2 separate regions of the Mus musculus genome follow, and region 1 is linked to region 2. Evidence: chromatin loops called from intact Hi-C (ENCODE). Cell type or tissue: left cerebral cortex. All regions are shown on one strand. Links, peaks and the distances in the headings refer to the core of each region. The heading gives the core; the rest is flanking DNA. Region 1 overlaps Ptgfrn (prostaglandin F2 receptor negative regulator). Region 2 has its middle 4.9 kb from the start of Igsf3.

The links. A loop is a pair of places that touch in the nucleus more often than their neighbours do. Peaks named below come from ENCODE experiments on the same cell type or tissue, not always from the same donor. Only the 100,000 strongest peaks of a DNase experiment are listed, where the experiment ranks them.
Region 1: it touches region 2 in a loop (1.8-fold over the local background); 1 of 42 quality-filtered maps calls a loop at or near these places.

The regions. Positions count from the first base shown.
Region 1 is chr3:101,097,485-101,106,007 of GRCm38, forward strand. All of the region lies in intron 1 of Ptgfrn (prostaglandin F2 receptor negative regulator), which reads right to left. Among named protein-coding and RNA genes, the nearest start is that of Gm52612, 7.2 kb to the right of the region's middle. In left cerebral cortex, for the core only: no CTCF peak of the experiment used is centred there; DNase peaks (open chromatin) are centred at 4,812 and 6,489; H3K27ac peaks cover 1,880 bases.
Region 2 is chr3:101,367,982-101,376,504 of GRCm38, forward strand. No RefSeq gene overlaps it. Among named protein-coding and RNA genes, the nearest start is that of Igsf3, 4.9 kb to the right of the region's middle. In left cerebral cortex, for the core only: a CTCF peak has its summit at 4,506; a DNase peak (open chromatin) is centred at 4,600.

The DNA.
Region 1 (8,523 bases), core at 3,060-7,059, 270 kb before region 2:
GTTAACGGGTACTTAATCCCATTAATTTTAGAAACAGTCCCTCACTGAGACATTTTCAACCAAGCTCTTGGCCGAGCTCCTCACAGAAAGTGAAGGGCACCTGTCTGCAGCAAGTGTGGCACCTGGCAAAGTCAACGAGATGAGCTGCAAGCAGCACAGCAAGTGACACCTGGCCAGTCTCCATATTCTCAACCCAGCTCCCAAGATGTCACAGTACTCCACTTTGCGGTAGTAACAACCAGGTACCCAAGTGCTTCAGCGCCTTAATGAAAGGCTCTCTCTTAGACATGCCACTAAAGCCTTTAGAAAGGCATGCACAGAGCCAGGGGTGACCCTGGCAGTGACACCAAAGAGCAAAGCAGCACACCTGCCTTCTTAGCCTTTCTGCCGAAGCTCCTCTGTCTGAAGTAGCAGAATGCTCTCCAACTTCCGTGAACTCTCCTAAACTTTCAGCCTTTAACAATCGCTGGGCATGGCTCCGATGCCAACTCTCTCTCCACTGATGTCAAACCTGTCAGCTATGGAATCAAGGGACCGTGTCTATGTCCTTATGTGCCCCAGGTTCTAGAATAATGACTGGCACAGGGTAGATAATAAATAATGGCTTGAGTGAGGCAGACAGTGAGACGTGGCATGGGCTTCAGGCAGCAGCTTCACTGTCCTACCCTGAGACGTGGCTCAGAGCTGGCTGCCTGCTACAACAGTGATGACAAGCAGACGGTCTGTGGTTGGGACCAACCCAGCCACAAGGTGCTGGAAACAAGCACTGGTGTGAAGGAAGTCTGTTCTCTTCACTGTGAACACTAGGAGGAGTCTTGGAAGTGGAGTGGGGGTAGCAGATGCTGTTGTACGATGGGAGAGGCTATGCCAACCCCACAAAGAGAGGAAGGGGTGGGGACAGTAAAGGGACAATACATACTGAGAATCTATGAGGGGTGTGTCTTACATGCAAGCTGCCAAGAGATGAACAGAGGCATTCCACAGGAAGGATGGAGACTTTCTTACCGTGTGTATATGCATGTGTGTGCATATGTGTGGTGTGTGTGCATGTGTGTATGAATGTGTGTGCATGTGTGTGGTGTGTGTGCATGTGTGTGTGAATGTGTGTGCATATGTGTGGTGTGTGTGCATATGTGTGGTGTGTGTGCATGTGTGTGTGAATGTGTGTGCATATGTGTGGTGTGTGTGCATGTGTGTGTGCATGTGTGTGCATTGTGTGATGTGTGTGCATGTGTGTGAACATATGTGTGTGCATTGTGTGGTATGTGTTTGTGTGCATGTGTGTGGTATGTATGCATGTGTGGTGTGTGCATGTGTGGTGTATGTACATGTATGCATTGTATGTACATCTGTATATGTGTGTATGATCGCCATATAAACACTATATAATACGCACATATCCCACAGATGCTTTCTAAGCATGTACGTAAATCCAACCATACAAAGACTCACGCTGCTGCACACTGAGATGAACAAAAACCCTCCCTGCCTCTGTGACCCTCCAGGGGTGCCTGAAGAGAAGAACTTCCCCATTACTGATGTACCAAGTACTTTCTGGGACTCATACTGATATTTCAGATAAACCTGTTTGTGGGAATAAATGGTTATTAAAGTGGGACTCCAATGAATAAGCTACATGACTACGTAAACCTTGTTTCCGCAGAAAGCCTGCTAACATCCCATCCTTCCTCTAAAACTTACCTGTGCCTCTTCTCCGGGTGACAGTCCTTTGAAGAAACACTGTGTTAAACGACCTAAGGGGAACATCAGGAATTGTTTGGTGAGCTGTTTTCCTTGTAAGAAACAACCAAAAATAGGCGTATGGCCTGACTTATCACCTTCATTTAACAGCCTTGCTTCCTGGAAGTCCCAGAAGGCTTCATGTGCCGTGTGTGCATGTGGCTAGGGCTGCTCTGTGGGCACTGAAGCTGCTGCCAACACCTTTCAGGGTGACTTTGCAACAGTCTTCCTCTCCACCCACTCCCTGCCCAGAATTTAATATCCACAGCCCCTGAGGAGTCTTACTTTCCTAGCTTAAGTCAGCTAATCCCTAAATGGGATGCCGGGCTAGCCATGTTCATCTCCTCCCGTGGTCATTTTCCTACCTGAACACCTTGGCACTCGCTGGCCCACCTGCTCTGCGAACATTTCCCATGATAACAGCTCCTGGTCCAAGATCTACCCCTTTAATTCTGACAGCCCCATATGCACAGCCATCTAATAACTCATTCACTCCGATCCTTAAAAGCATGAAGGATCCACCCCTCTGTTCAGTTACAACTGGCTCCATTTCTTCTTGGGACTGCCTTTCTTAATTCCTTTGTCATGTGTCACAGTGTTGGGAACATGGTAAACATTCCCCGGTGCTGCAGAGGGAAAGCAGGAATCCCTGGTACTGCAAAGGAGACTAGCAGTGAGGCACAAATCATCTGTCCCTTCTAAAGCCACGGCCGGGCCCACGGACTAATATGACAAAGTACCCGCCATGTATCCAGCCCTCGGTCAGGCATCGTTGTCTTAACTTGGATTTACTGTATGGATTTCTCAATCAAGGATGACAGACTGTAATGTCTCCTAATAAATAAAAAAACATTTGGATGTTCCAGCTTTCAGAAAATGGAAAAACGAATAGCTGTGCCAAGTGCTTTTTTTTAAAAAAAGAAATTCTTCACTGCAATATAAGCTAAGAGGCAACACCCTGGATCCACACCAAGTCTGATGCTGTTCCTGGTCAGCCAGGGAAACAGTGTATTTAGAAAGCATGGCCCACCCCATCAGCTCTAGAATAGAGCAAAGTAGCAAGCTACTTAGCTAACAGAATTCACCCCTAAAAGGGTCTCTCCTAGTCAATATCAGCATATGGGCAAGTAGGATAGCATTGCTGAACTTAACTGCACCTCAAAGCATCCAGGGAGGACTGGGCCACAGGCAGTCCTTCAAGCCATAGTCCAGAAGCACAGGTCCCTACCAGTATCTCACAAGCTTTCTGGGTTGCATCCCTCAGTGGGATGGTATCCAGCAATATGCCAAATTTCAGCCAAGAGAGAAGAAAGTGCCCGGGAAACACCAGGTAACACTTAGCTTACTAGGTCATGTGGGAGGAAGGTGTGTCAGAATTGGAACTCTGCTACCCCTTTAGGAAGGGTGTCAATGTTTAGACACATCTAAATATCCATATCCCTTCCTGCTGCACTAGGCACACAGTGATACAGGCTTGCAATCCTAGAACCTGGGAGGCTGAAGCAGGAAGACCATGAATTTGAAGTCAGTGTGGGTGGAAAGGGGGAGGGAAGCAGAGAGCAGTAAAGGAGAGAGGGAGAGGGGGGATAAACAGGGAGAGGGCACCGGCTGGGAACATGTACAAGTGCAAACACACTCCTGTAGGGCAGAGCCATCAATCAGGCTCCGTAGGAGACCTGAAGGATAAAGGTAGAAAACAATACCAGTTACATTTCTGAAGGCTGAGACTTAGTCCCACAGTTCCAACCTCCTAACATCATATATCCTCAGTGTAAACTTCCACCAACTACAAATAGAAGTCAGTAATACAGTTAAGCGTGGGCCACTTTAAAGTGCTATAAGGATTTTTTCCTTTTTTTTTTAAACCTAACAATCAGTTTGGAAGCCCAGTTGTCCTGGTGAGAACTACCCCAGAACTCTAGAGAACCTAGAAAGAGACACCATCTCACAGCACAGGAAATGGGCTGGGATGAGGAGTAGTTGCTGATACACGGTGGCGAGACGAGCAGACAATATCCAGTCTTGGTGGCACCAACCATTGGCCAGCCCCAAGCCAGTGAGAAACACCACCAAGGCATGGGCTGCAGACCTGAGCAGTGCTGGGGAAGATGGCAACAGGCCAGCAAAGCCAGGGCCAACCAAGAGGCCCATATGGCCCGCGGCAGGAGTCGGCATGCTCAAAGAAGTCTGAAGATAGAAGGGGAGCCTTTCAGAACCAGCTAAACTAATCCTTATTACTGAGGCTAAGAGCTACTCAGCAATTTGTTCAAGGTCAAGAAACAAGTGAGGAGACAGAACAAGGCCAGAATCCAAGCCTCTGGTCTTAAAAGACAGTGAGAGGGTTGTTAGCGCATGTTAGCTGCTTGTATCAACTCCTTCCTAAGTGCAGAGATCCATCCGAATGATGTGTGAGCTTTAGTTCCTGCAGTTCTGTCACTTACAATATGACCCTGAGCAATTTACCTCACAGGTGCCTCAGTCTCTTCATCTAATGGTGGGGATAAGAACACAACCAACCTGGTGTGGTTACAAAGCCTACTCAACAGGTCAATACGTGGAAAGTGCAATGCCTGCTAGGAGCCAACCATCACAGAGAAGGTGGCAAGGGGCTCCTAGAGAGCTCTTACATTGGTTACTCCCTGGCCCCCAGGGTATCACAGTCAGCAGTTGTCACCATTTCCTTCCATACCCAGGATGGAGGCTTCTAGGAAGTCACACGGCTCTTGCCTAAGCATCCGAGGGCAACCCTAGTCTGGTATTAGCACTAAACTGACCAAAGCAGCAGAAAGGCTCTGGTTAAATGCTTACTTGATGAGCGGCTGTCCCATCTATCACCCCACAGATTCTCTGTTGGAGATTCTAGACTGTGGACCCTCAAAGCCTTCTGCAGAGCCATCAAGCCTTGAAGTCTCATTCACCTGTCTGTCCTACTTGACCTCCTTGGCCACCCTTCCCTGTGATGTTCTCCGAGGCTCCGAGTCCTTGGTCCCCCATCCTTCTAACCTCATTCCATGGAAAGGCATGATGTCATTCCTCCTACGAGCCAAATTTGGTGGATTAAACACAAAAGCAGGCTGGCAGCTTCCGCCGTATGCCCACACTACCCCGTCCTTCAGTGCTAACTCATGCCTCCCACATCCAGCAAGCCTAGCACTAACCCACAGTGCTCACTGCCTCTGACCATGACCTTTACCTCAGCACTCACTGGGAAAGCCATGCTGCCGTCTATTCTGTGTGCTAAGCCTCCTTGCAGACTAGAATACCCCACTCATTAGAGCACCCAGGCCTCCTAGGAATCCTGCTCAAATGACAATTCAGACTCAGCACACTAAACTGGATCGGGAGAGTCCAGGTGCAGCTGTGCTCCCAGGCCACACTAGAAATGTATATGCACTGACTGGAACATCTGCATCTTAAACATAATTTTTACACTGATGACAATCCTACAAGAGAGGAATTCTGCCCATTTTCCAGAGATGGAAAGTGAGGTTCAAAGTAGCAGAGAAACTTGTCTAAGGTCCACAGTGCAAGAGGCTGAGTTCGAAGGAGGGTTGGTTCCAAAGCCTAAACCCAGTCTTTGTTCTCCATGGAGGTCATTTTCAACCCAGAGTTGGGGTGGGATGGGAAGGGTACTAGGTATAGAAACAGTTTTAAAAACATACGTGTAATGGGTGTCTGTAACAAATCACTGAAGGCTTCTTAGGTACTATAAACAGAAAAGAGATGGGCAGAGCCTGGTGCTCAGAGGTAGAGCACTTGCCTAGCGTGCACCAAGTCTTGGGTGGGATGTCCACCACCACTTTTCTTTCCTTTACTCTTTTCTTTTTTTTCTTTTTAAATTTTTTTTTTATTTTTTATAATTTTTCAAAGAGTCACCCAAGGGAGCCAATGAGCTGGCTCAGTAAACGAAGTGCTTGCTATGCAACCAAGAAGACCTGAGTCTGATTCCTAGCGCTCATGTAAAAAGCCAGGCATGATGCACATTTGTAACCCCAGGACCAGAGTGGTAAAGATAGATGGCCTGGGGCTTACAGGCCATCGAGTCACAGACACACACATAAACACACACACAGACACAGACACGCACACACCATAGACACACATGCATGCATACACACTCAGAACACATAAAAATAGCCATCTGGGAGTAAGTTAACTCTACTGATCCAGACATTAGATAACACCCAGAAACTTTAAACATGCAAAGAAGAAATGAGACATACAGAAAACTTCTCCCTACAATGTCTGGGAACAATGGTGACATTCTAGAGTGGCACCAGCTAAGAGGATGCAGGGACCGTGCTCCACACTACACCACTCCTCCCAAACTCTGCCTGCACCTCCTCATCTCTGGACCATGCAGAGCCAGGGACTCTTCCTGAGCTCCAACCTCACTGTCCCTGTGCTGTGGAGTCCCTCTCCAGCCCGTTCCCCAGGCGGCTCTTCCACATGCTGGTGTCTCCCGGATCCTACTGAACAGGTACCACCTCGAAGTGTTCTTCTAACTTGGCACCCCTGGAGAGGCCGGTGACAGCCTCTGAGTCACGAACATCCTTACCTGCTCACCCCTGAGCTCTTGTTCTCAACCCCACCTTTACTACACAGTCAAACTTTAGTGTCCCGAGCCCAAGGGCAACCTCGTGCGGGCTGCGCTCACCACGAACCTCCACACCAGGCCCACACTTTTCTCTCCATCCTTCTGGTTTGCTGCAGCACTTTCCGCCTCCACTCCCTGTTCAGCCAGCCAGCTCCCACTCGGCTCTGCTTCCTTCCCAATAGGATGCTCTGCTGGCTCTTTGCCCAATCCTCTGATGACGACTTCTAGAACTTTCCCTGCTCACCTGCTGCCAACCCAACTCTTTCACCCACTTTCTGTGAAGGTCCTAATCCCACATCTAATACACCTTGTGCTGCCATGTAGGGTAGAGCTGAATTGCCCTGCTCTGCTCACTTCAGACGCCTCAGCACTCAAGATGCCCGGTCTACGTAAATGACACTGGCTCAGGGTCACAAATGAGCTGCACACCATGCATGTGTCACTAGCTGCTTGCCTTCTTCCCTTCCTCCTTCCTTCCTTCTTTCTTTCTTTGCTTTTTCCCCCTAAAGTCTTGCTAGACAGCCTAAGCTAGCCTTGAACTCTCAATCTTCCTGCTTCTGCCTCCCAAAACTGAGATTACCAGTAGACACTAGCAAATCTGACTCCATTTCCACCTTCAAACCGCTCATGCAGAGGAAGGGATGGAGTGCTGAGGATCCCTAGGTGAAAGTGGTATCTGCTCGCCTTTACCACTGCACACGCAGGCTCAAGGGCCTGGAGGTGGCCTCTGATCATGAGCTCCCAGGGCCCACACACCAGAAATCCTGATGCATCTGCAACCCTCATGAAACCGACAGGGATTCCTTACCCTGGCCCACAGGCTGCAAAGTGCTGGCCGACTCCAGCTTTAAACAAGAACAAGGAAGAGCCGTTTCCAACATCTTCTTGGCTCATGATCGCTTTTAGAGTCTGAGAAGTAACCTATCCGGCAGCAAAGTGCTTCTATGTCATTTAGATTCCATGGCAGCACGCCTTCTGCAATGAACCTTGAACCTGTGAGCACGACTTCGCTCTTTAATGTTCTCAGCCAGATTCACCCAAAACAGAACAGCATCCGAAGCGCGGTCCCTCGGTCCCCTGAAACATTCCAGGTGATGCTAACGCTTCCACGTTCCAGCTGCTCGCAGAGGTGTAAAACAGGCTGCAGGTAGAGCCTTGGAATGCTTAAACTTGAGTCATGCCACGTAGCGACTCCGTCACCCAGCACAAACACTCAGGGAACACTGAGTGAAATAAACATTCAAAGAGCATAAACACGCATTTCCATTGTCTTGTCTCCTGGGAATCACACTGCTGGTATGTGATGCATTTGCCACTGGGTCTGAGTCTGCTCCTTCCCCAATACTACAGTTTGTGTGTGTGTGTGTGTGTGTGTGTGTGTGTGTGTGTATGTGTGTGTATGTGTGTGTGTTGGAGGATAAAGGGGGTAACCACCACCAACTCTGCCAACTCTAGCATTTCGCCTTTTCCAGAAGATAAATTATTTAGAATTTTTTTGCCAGTTCGAGTGATTTTCCCATAGCAGAGTCAAATGGCCCAGCAGTCCTGCCTTAAAGAAACCAATGCAATTAAAGCAAACAGCTATGAACTGGTCCTGACAGCTTCTACCAACTTCATTTGATAAAGTGAGACACAGACACACTCCAACAGACAAGCCCACACTTTATTCCCTGCCAGACGCAGCGCCAATCCATACATATAGAATCATCTATAGGAGAAAAATCAGCTCAGCAGCTCATCACTAAAACCAAATAGCCATATAAAAGCCGCCTAGCCCGACTGCCTTGTAAGGAATATCACTGACAACTACCGCTCCTATCCAGCAGGCTAATAAGAATAATTATAGCCAGGGCAGGCATTAATCAGCTTGGCAGATACAGGAATTCTGTTAACAAGACTGAAATAAGTGCCAAGAAATCTCTGAAGACCACAGCACTTCAAAGGCTGTTTAAGCTAGAGGGATTCACGCGTGTTTCTCCTGCGAGCCTTCCTCCTGACGCGGTGCCCTGTGGAGCAGCAACAGGCTTTGTCTGAGCCCCATTCCTCTGAGCGGGCAATGAGGACCTGCAAGGTTGCAGGTTGTCACATCTGAGAGGTGCATGCTGACACCATTACTCCCTTCTGCATTGCACCTGGGCCACACACACACCCCTGATCCTATTTTTAATTCCAGCTTTGTATTCTGA
Region 2 (8,523 bases), core at 2,171-6,170:
CCTCAGAGGGTCCTGTCTAAAGGGTGCTTTACAAACGTGTACACCCTGTTGGGGATGGTTCTTTTGGTTTGGTTTGGTTTGAGTCAGGGTCTCAACTGCGTAGCCTAGGCTAACCTAAACTGGCACAGTACTTACTCCAGGCTTGTCCTGAGATAGAATGGAAGACAGTGAGCACTCAAACATAAATCAAGCCTTGCCACATCACGGCTCTGAAGTATCTGATGGTCCTCCCCCCACCCCCACATGCCTCCATCCCCACACAGGACAAAACCCAGAATCCCCCAAGACCCACATGACTTGCCTTTGCCTTCCTCCCATACCTCCCTCCAGCCCCCATCATTCCCACCACTCTAACTTTCTCTAATTGGCCTCTTACCATGAAAGCGCCCCCATCCATCCTAGTAGAGGTTTGTGTTTCTGCAAACATTGTTTGAACTTCTCTTTTTAAAAAAACACGGTCTCACTATATAGCCCCAGATGACCTGGAGCTTGCTGTAGACCAGGCTGACCTTGAACTCAGAGATTCCCTTGCCTCTGCCTCCTGGATGCCACCACATCCAGCTTCGAGATCACCTCTCTTTGCTGACTTGTCATCTCTCTCCCCAGCTAGACTTTACTGATTCATTTGACTAGCATTTGTTGAGCACAGGCTGTGCACTAGCCTTGATTTTCAATGTTGAGCATACCCTGGAGAACCAGGCAAGACAGAACTAGGTACCCCGAGCTTCCATCCTCCTGGGAAGACATAATAAACAGAGAAGCACACAGAAACAGAGTCCCACAGGGATAGAAATCAAGACAGCCATTTTTGTTTCATTTTGTTTTCATTAAGATTTCTATGTTTCTGTATGTGTGTACCTCTGTGCGTCTGTATGCTGCATGCTGTGGGTATCAGTGGAAGCCAGAAGAAGGCATTGGATCCCAGAAGCACAGGTAGCTGTGAATTGCCTGATGTAGGGTTTGGCCCAAACCAAATGTGGGTCCTCTGAAGAGCAGCGGTGCTCATAACTGCTGAGTGATCTCTCCAGCCCCTAGGACTGCCTTCTTAAACACCCCAGGACATAGAGCACTGTTCTCAGGAAACTGAATATTTAGTCTTTCTCCTTTTCAAAAGATGACTGTCTTGCATCTGTGTTATTTACCAGTATTATTGAATTCCTGATGTTTCAACTCCATTGTTGGTTCGCTGCTTCTTTTCCCCTTCTTCAATAGGCAACAACATTTAGGCATGTGAAGGGTTAAGCACACTTGCATGTCATTCTGGAAATATAATCGGCATCTATCATATTACTGTTATGGGAAAATATGCTCCGAGTTCCAAATAATTAACTTGCAAGTGAACTTTGAAACTGTCAGCCAGGCTCATGTATATTTGGGGGAGGTTTTGCCAAAGTCTTTGCACTCTTTTACGGGGAGAGGCAGCATGCCAGCCAAATCAGCCCAGACAGCCCTGGCGATCATGGGGTAACAGATGTCTCAGAAAAATCACCCCATCCAAAGGTTCTGCTAGGCTTTGCACTCAAGGTTGGGATTCTTAGAAATCCCAGACCTGTGCTGATACACCCCCCTGTGTACAAGGAGAGGCATTGTGATCCAAGGTTTTTTCCTTACCAGAGAGACCAAGACAAAATTCTTCAGAGTTCTTCACCTGGACCACGGCATGGCTGAAAGTGGCAGCCAGCATGGGCACTCAGCCCAGCAGCCCTGCGACGCGGAGCAGAGAAAGCTTGGGGATCAGCCAATCTAATGCCGGGAAGTCACTCTTGACATGACAAGCAGCGTGGCGTCTAGCCTACCCGCAGCCTCTAGGGCCTCTCCAGTATTTTAGCAAAGGGAGGAATCTCACAAAGGGAAGAGCTGGGTGTACTAAGGAGGTGATCTAAGGCTGTTAGGTTACAAACAAAACAAAAGAGGATATGCTGAGATTGTGATTCGGGAACGGGGACTGTCTTAGTCAGGGTTTCTATTCCTGCACAAACATCATGACCAAGAAGCAAGTTGGGGAGGAAAGGGTTTATTCAGCTTACATTTCCATACTGCTGTTGATCACCAAAGGATGCAGGACTGGAACTCAAGCAGGTCAGAAAGCAGGAGCTGATGCAGAACCATGGAAAGATGTTCTTTACTGGCTTGCTTCCTCCGGCTTGCTCAGCCTGCTCTCTTATAGAACCCAAGACTACCAGCCCAGAGATGGTCCCACCCACAAGGGGCCTTTCCCCCTTGATCACTAGTTGAGAAAATGCCTTACAGCTGGATCTTGTGGAGGCATTTCCCCAACTGAAGCTCCTTTCTCTGTGATAACTCCAGCCTGTGTCAAATTGACACACAAAACCAGCCAGTACAGGGACCGATCAAATGCTCAATGTTTGAGGCTGGGAGCAAGGATGTTCTCTAGACTATACTTGGGACTAACACTGGCTTTTTTGATTTTTTGGCTCCAGGTGATGCTATGTAACCGAGAGGGCTCCTTAAGTCAAACCAGAGAGGATGTGATTGGCAATCTGTTTTCAGTCTTTCCATTGCTGTAAAATACCTCCTAAGACTACGTGATAAACCAGGCTACGTGATAAACCAGTGGCACACACCTGTAGTGACAATTTTGAAATATCGGTTGCTTTTTTAAAAAAAAAAAACCACAGAAACACTATAAGAATGTGTTTTCCTTTTAATCCCAGGTGTAGGATGTGGGGCTGCTTCAGACTGTCCACAGCAACTCCGATGCTTCATGCTCTAGCAGGGGCGTGAATTTGCCAGCTGCAGACAGTTTTTGCAATTGTGTGACATTTGGAAACCTAGGGACTTTTCAGAGGGTATATAAATGTTAGGGCCCCGAGAGCAGGTAGTGGGTTGGTGGTTGGTTGCTGCTGTTAGAGGTTTAAGAAGTCATGTGTGAAGAAGAAAAGGAGGAGGAGGAGGAGGAGGAGGAGGAGGAGGAGGAGGAGGAGGAAGAGAAGGAGAAGAAAGAATATAAATATCCTGATGTTGAAGATCAAACTTGCCCCAAATCAGCAGGAAGTAGTCTAACGATAACACTGCCTTTTTTCCTTTTTCTCTCCTATCTAGTGTTTGGGGATTGAAAGGGTGGAGAAGGGAGGAAGAAAGAAGAACCCACAAAGTAGCAAAAGACAGCCACATGCACCCTTAATCCCAGCACTCAGGAGGCAGAGCCAGGTGGATTTTTGTGAGTTTGAAGACAGCTTGGTTTATATAGTGAGGCATATACCCCCCACCACTATCAGGGGATAAAAAAGGACTGGATGATTGAAATTTTTTCATTTAGCTTGTGGTTTTGGGGATCTAAGACAGTGGCATTGACATGGGCTTCTGGTGAGGGTCCTGTGACATATGTACGTGTTGACAAAGTAGAGTGGGAGTGGGAACGGGAATGTGCCACAAAGCTTTTGTGGGAGACAGAGCTAGAGGGCAAGCAGCGAGCTTTACGCAGCCTGCTTTCGTTCCTGTGATATGACCCCCTCATAGAAGTGGAGACCCATGATCTAATTACCTCTTCATGGTCCCACAACCTCTCAACAGTATGCCACTGGCAGCCAATTTTCAAGGAATCACATTCAATCCATAGCCAGCACATCCCAATGTTTTGGCCTTTAAAAGTCTTCTGAAGCCAAGTTTCAATCAGCTCTTGAGAAACAGAATCTTCTAGATTGGCCAGGGGACCTGTACTTGTTTTGGTTTTATGAGACAGGGTTTCTCTATGTAGCCCTGGCGCTGACTCTGTAGACCAGGCTGGCTTTGAACTTAGAGATCAGCCTGCCTCTGCCTCTGAATGCTGGGATTAAAGGTGTTCGCCACCACCACCCATTGAACCTATACTTTTAACTGTGTCTGCAGTAGCTCATGCATAGTCAGTTTAAGACTCTCTAGCTAGTATAAGCAACCTCATTTTGCAGAAGTTGGGGTCCAGAGGGTTCTTAGAGCATCACTTAAGTATCAACGTCTGGATGGGAAGCTGGAATTTCTGCCTCTGGGCCCATTGCACATTGGAGGCTGGTCAGTACACGGAAGTATAGAGAATAGTTCGTGAGGCATAGGTTCTTTCCACTCATCAGACCACTAACACTTGCAACCTCACTTGAGGGTGGCTTCTACTGTAGCCCACATTTATAAAGAGGAACCTCGGGCCACAAAGGATAAATAGCTGAGAATGGAGGCTCACACTCGAAATCCTTGCACTTGGGGCATAAGAACTGCTTCAAGTTCGAGGTTAACGTGGACCACGTAGTGAGTTCCAGGAAGTCTGGGATACAGAGTAAGAACCTATCTCAAAACAAAACAAAACAAAACAGCTTGACAAAGAGTTAGGTGTTAATAAACGTGGACCTGGGCACCTGCGTTATCTTTTAGAAGCACTGTTCTCTATCAGGAATGAAAGAAGCAAGCTCAGTTTTGTGGAGAATGGAGAATGTTCTCTCAAAAAAACCAGACTTGCCCTCTGGGATAATCCAGCCATCAGAGCTCCCGGAGGCAAACCTACTCACTTCTGTAACGCTAGGTGGCGCACCCCAGGTTCTGAGCACCCACCTGTGGGCGAAGCCTTTGGGGACTACCCACTCTCTACCCTGGTCTCAAGATATTACAGTCTCCGTGTGTTGGAAGACAGATGGCAGCCAGTGTAAGCTATTCCTAGTCTCATCTCCGGGGATCCTTGTCTGTGTAGGAGGGTAATCACTGAGGAAGGCTGACTTTCGGGAGAACTGTTCGGCACACACGTCGAGCTTCGCTTAGGCTGAGCTGTGTGAGGTAGGAGGCTCTCTGCTCTTTTCACAGGACACTTACTAGCCCATTGAAGAGCAGTCCGCACTAACAGTGGAGGGGTGGGAGGTAGGGGTGGGGGTGGGGCTTAGTCTGTGTCTGCTTATCTTTAAACAAAATGCTTGGCCCCCAACTTTCTTTCATGTGACAGGATGACTTCAGAAGACAACCCTGTATGTTTTTCCTTAAAACTCGAACTTTTTGCTGTTTTAATTTATAATTGATCCTTTTTGATTGTAACGGTCTGTGGATCTGGAAGACGCAAACTTACAGAATCTCTTGGTCATACCTTACCCAATAATAAATTTTGTTCCCCACAGCATTTGATTTAAACACTGGGTCTGTGGGGCAGGCAAGCTTGCAACCTCAGCTACTCAGGAGCCTCAGGCGATTCTAGATCAGAGTGGGTAACCTAGTACCCCTGACTCAAAATCAAAAGGGGTCTGTGGGTATATATCAGTGGTAGAGTACTTGCCTAGTGTGTGGGTGGTGCTATTCAGTCCCCAGGATTGCCAAAGCAACAATGAAGAACACGCTAATTTTCAACTTTGGCTGTTGATACGGTTTAGTGGGCAAGGGGGTTTGCTGCCAGTCCCCATGACCTGAGTGTGACATCCAGAACACACACGGTAGAGGAGAAAAATGGCTCCTATACGTTGTTCTTCGATCTCCACACATGCACACAAAATAATAAACGTTTAAAAGAATTAGAAATCAGGAAGGATTCTAGGAAAGTCTAGAGTTCCTGACTCTCTTGAAGTAGGAAATTCAGGGACCGGGATCCTTCACGTCCAGTGGTTGTCCTTGGTTGAGACTCTTAGGCTCTGTCTTCAGTGTGCCCCATCCCAACTATCCTCGTTACTGTTTTTTTTCATCTGGCTCCATCTGTGTTGAGCTCTCTGATGGAGATGAAGGGGTCTTCCAAGGCTCCAAAGTACCAGCCTTGTTCCAGACCAATTCAGGAGAGGACTGGAAGTTGAATTGTAAAGCGTTGTGAAGCAAGCCACTAATGTGCAGATGGGGGTGGGGCGGTGGATGGATTGGGTGGAGGCTGGGCTGGGGGTGGTGGGGGGATGGGGTGGTTGGTGGTGGCGGCACAGGGTGGATTTCCTGACTGGTCTTCTGGCCCTTCCTTTCTGTTGATGTCTTTGCTTCCCTAAAGACCCTGCCCAGCTCAGTCTTGAACCTGCGGCTGAGCCCCTGGAGGGGCCACCGGGTTCCGACTCACACTAACTTCATCTCATGGCTTCTGAGTCTGGGAGACAAAGGAATTCTTTTAATTGTGCCTTTCTCTCCCTGTCTAGCAGTTAGCACCATTCTCTGCATAGCCCTAGATATGGGACGTAGAAAGAACCCAGGGCTGGGAATCTGCTATGGTGGTGCAGGCCAAAGGCTGAAAGAGAAAGCCACCGGCTGCATCTGGGAAGATGGAGAAGGGAAAACCTGGGAACAGACAAGGGATTATGGAGTGAAAAGGGTCAAGATTGGAGGCCCAGGGAGATGACCCAGGAAACTGAGTTTTGAGAAGGGGTACAGCAGCTTGATAGGGCCAGAGAGCTCTAAAGCTGGCTGATATGGAAGGTTCCTTGATCTCTCTCTCTCTCTCCCTCCTTCCCTCCTTCTCTCTCTCTCTCTCTCTCTCTCTCTCTCTCTCCCCTCCCTCCCCCATCTCTCTCCTCTCCATGTTCAGTTCTTTAGAGAGTGCAATTGAGAGGCTCCCAGACTCCAGCCATCCGTTACAGCTTTCACATGTACTACCCTTAGCCAAGCTCTGACGCTCACCTAACTCACCTGCATCATGTCAGAGGCCTCTGCCTGTCATCTCCCTTCCTCTTCTGTTCCCATGGCTAACCTTTCTCAGTAGCCCATGACCTGAAGTGCTTCCCAGACCGCAAGGTCTTAGGGTCTGTGTTCTCTCTGGGCTTCTCAGATCCCACTCCTCCCAATTCTTCTTCATGCTATGTTAGAAATACTTTTAATTTCAGAACAGGTTAGCTGGCCTAGCACATGCTGTCTCCTCCAGCTGGGACTCTTCCTTCAGACCTTGCCATTTTCTCCTCCTCCCTGACTCTAAAACAGGTTTCTGTTCTAATACCTCTCTGAGAAATCCTCCTTCACCATCCCACCTAGAATAGAACTCCTCTCCCCACCTCACCCACTAGACACACACACACACACACACACACACACACACACTATTCCGTCACCTTACTTTCTTTAGAACACATGTCATTGTGTTATATATTTACTTGTTTCATTGTCTGTGTTTCTCACAAGAAGGTACTAAGAGAACAGAGACATTGCTTCACACATCGATGTTTAGGAAATAAACACAGAGATCCAGTAGGGAAGAGCTGAGAGACACCAGGACCACTGTTGTCTTGGGGTAAAGAGGGAATATGTAACATACAAGAGATTTTTAAAAATACAATACTTTAAATATGTGATAAATATTCAATTTGATATGATAGGCAATATTTATAGTTCAATTACATATGCAGATCAAATTCCAAAAGTTGTTTGGGGATACAGGATAATTACGGGGCAGACTGCCTTCAAGAAATTTACAGCCATGGGGGAGGGGAAAGGACAGATAAAGACTTCACAGTTATCTGGGCCTCCACTGTGGCAAGATCTTCATTGTCTTGTACAATAGAGGTATTGAATTGGGGGGGGGGGGATGAGTGAGTTATCAGTATATTCATTTTGTGTATGGATATGTGTCCATCTAAATGCCCAAGTGTGGAAAACCCAGAGGACAACAACCTCAGGCATGGTCCCTCAAGTATCAGACACATTTTTCTTCTGTTTTGTTTTTAACATGGATTCTGAGAACCAAACTCAGGCCCTCACGATTCCATGGCAGGCGCTTTAGCAAACAAGCCATCTTCCCAGCCCATCAACGCATTCTTTCAGTACAGTGGTCTGCTGTCACTCCGTCCAATAGGATGAAAACACTTTGTAAGCCCCTCTCTGAGCTCTGAAATCCACTGGTGGCGTCTTTGGACATGGCTGTCAGTCAGATAAAGGGCTTGGACCCCTCAAACTCCAACCTTCATCCTTCCGTCTCTGAATCCTGATCTCAGACACTGAGCCTCTCTCACACCCACCTAGACATTCCATGGAGCCCACCCCCTGATTGCCAGGGCCTCTCTGTTCCCATAGCTGCCTGTGTGGTTACTTCTATTTCCTGGATTTTTCAGCCATGATCCACCACAACATCTTTAATATTCCGGGAAAACTCTCCCACCCACCCTCCAATCCTAGGTCAAGTGCTTTTTCTAAAATGGAGCTCTGATTGCTACAGGTCCTTACTCAAACCATTCAGGGGCTTTCTCCTGGGCGTAAGCTTAAAGCCCAGCCCTCCCCCCCCCTTCCGATTTTTTGTTATAACTCTTCCTGTCAGTCTTTCCTCCAGTCTAGTTAGGGTCCCACAGGGCTTTTTCTCATAGGTACTGAATCTTTCTTCTCTGGGCATATAAAGTTATGTTTCCAGGGCCTATCATTGTCCTCTGTACCCCTCCTCCCTTGTTCCGTGGTTTTATACTCCGTTTTCTCTAGGACAAGGCTTCCTGGGCCTTACCCAGCCCAGCACTTCACCCCAGGAACACAGTGTTGGAATGGGTTCATTCCACACCATTTATGTATGGCCTACTGTTAGTGTTCCCAAGTAGATCACAAGTCTGCAAGGGCAGTACGATCCAACCTGCTCCTGTAACGAGTCGTTTTTAGCTCCTTGTGTTTGATAATATT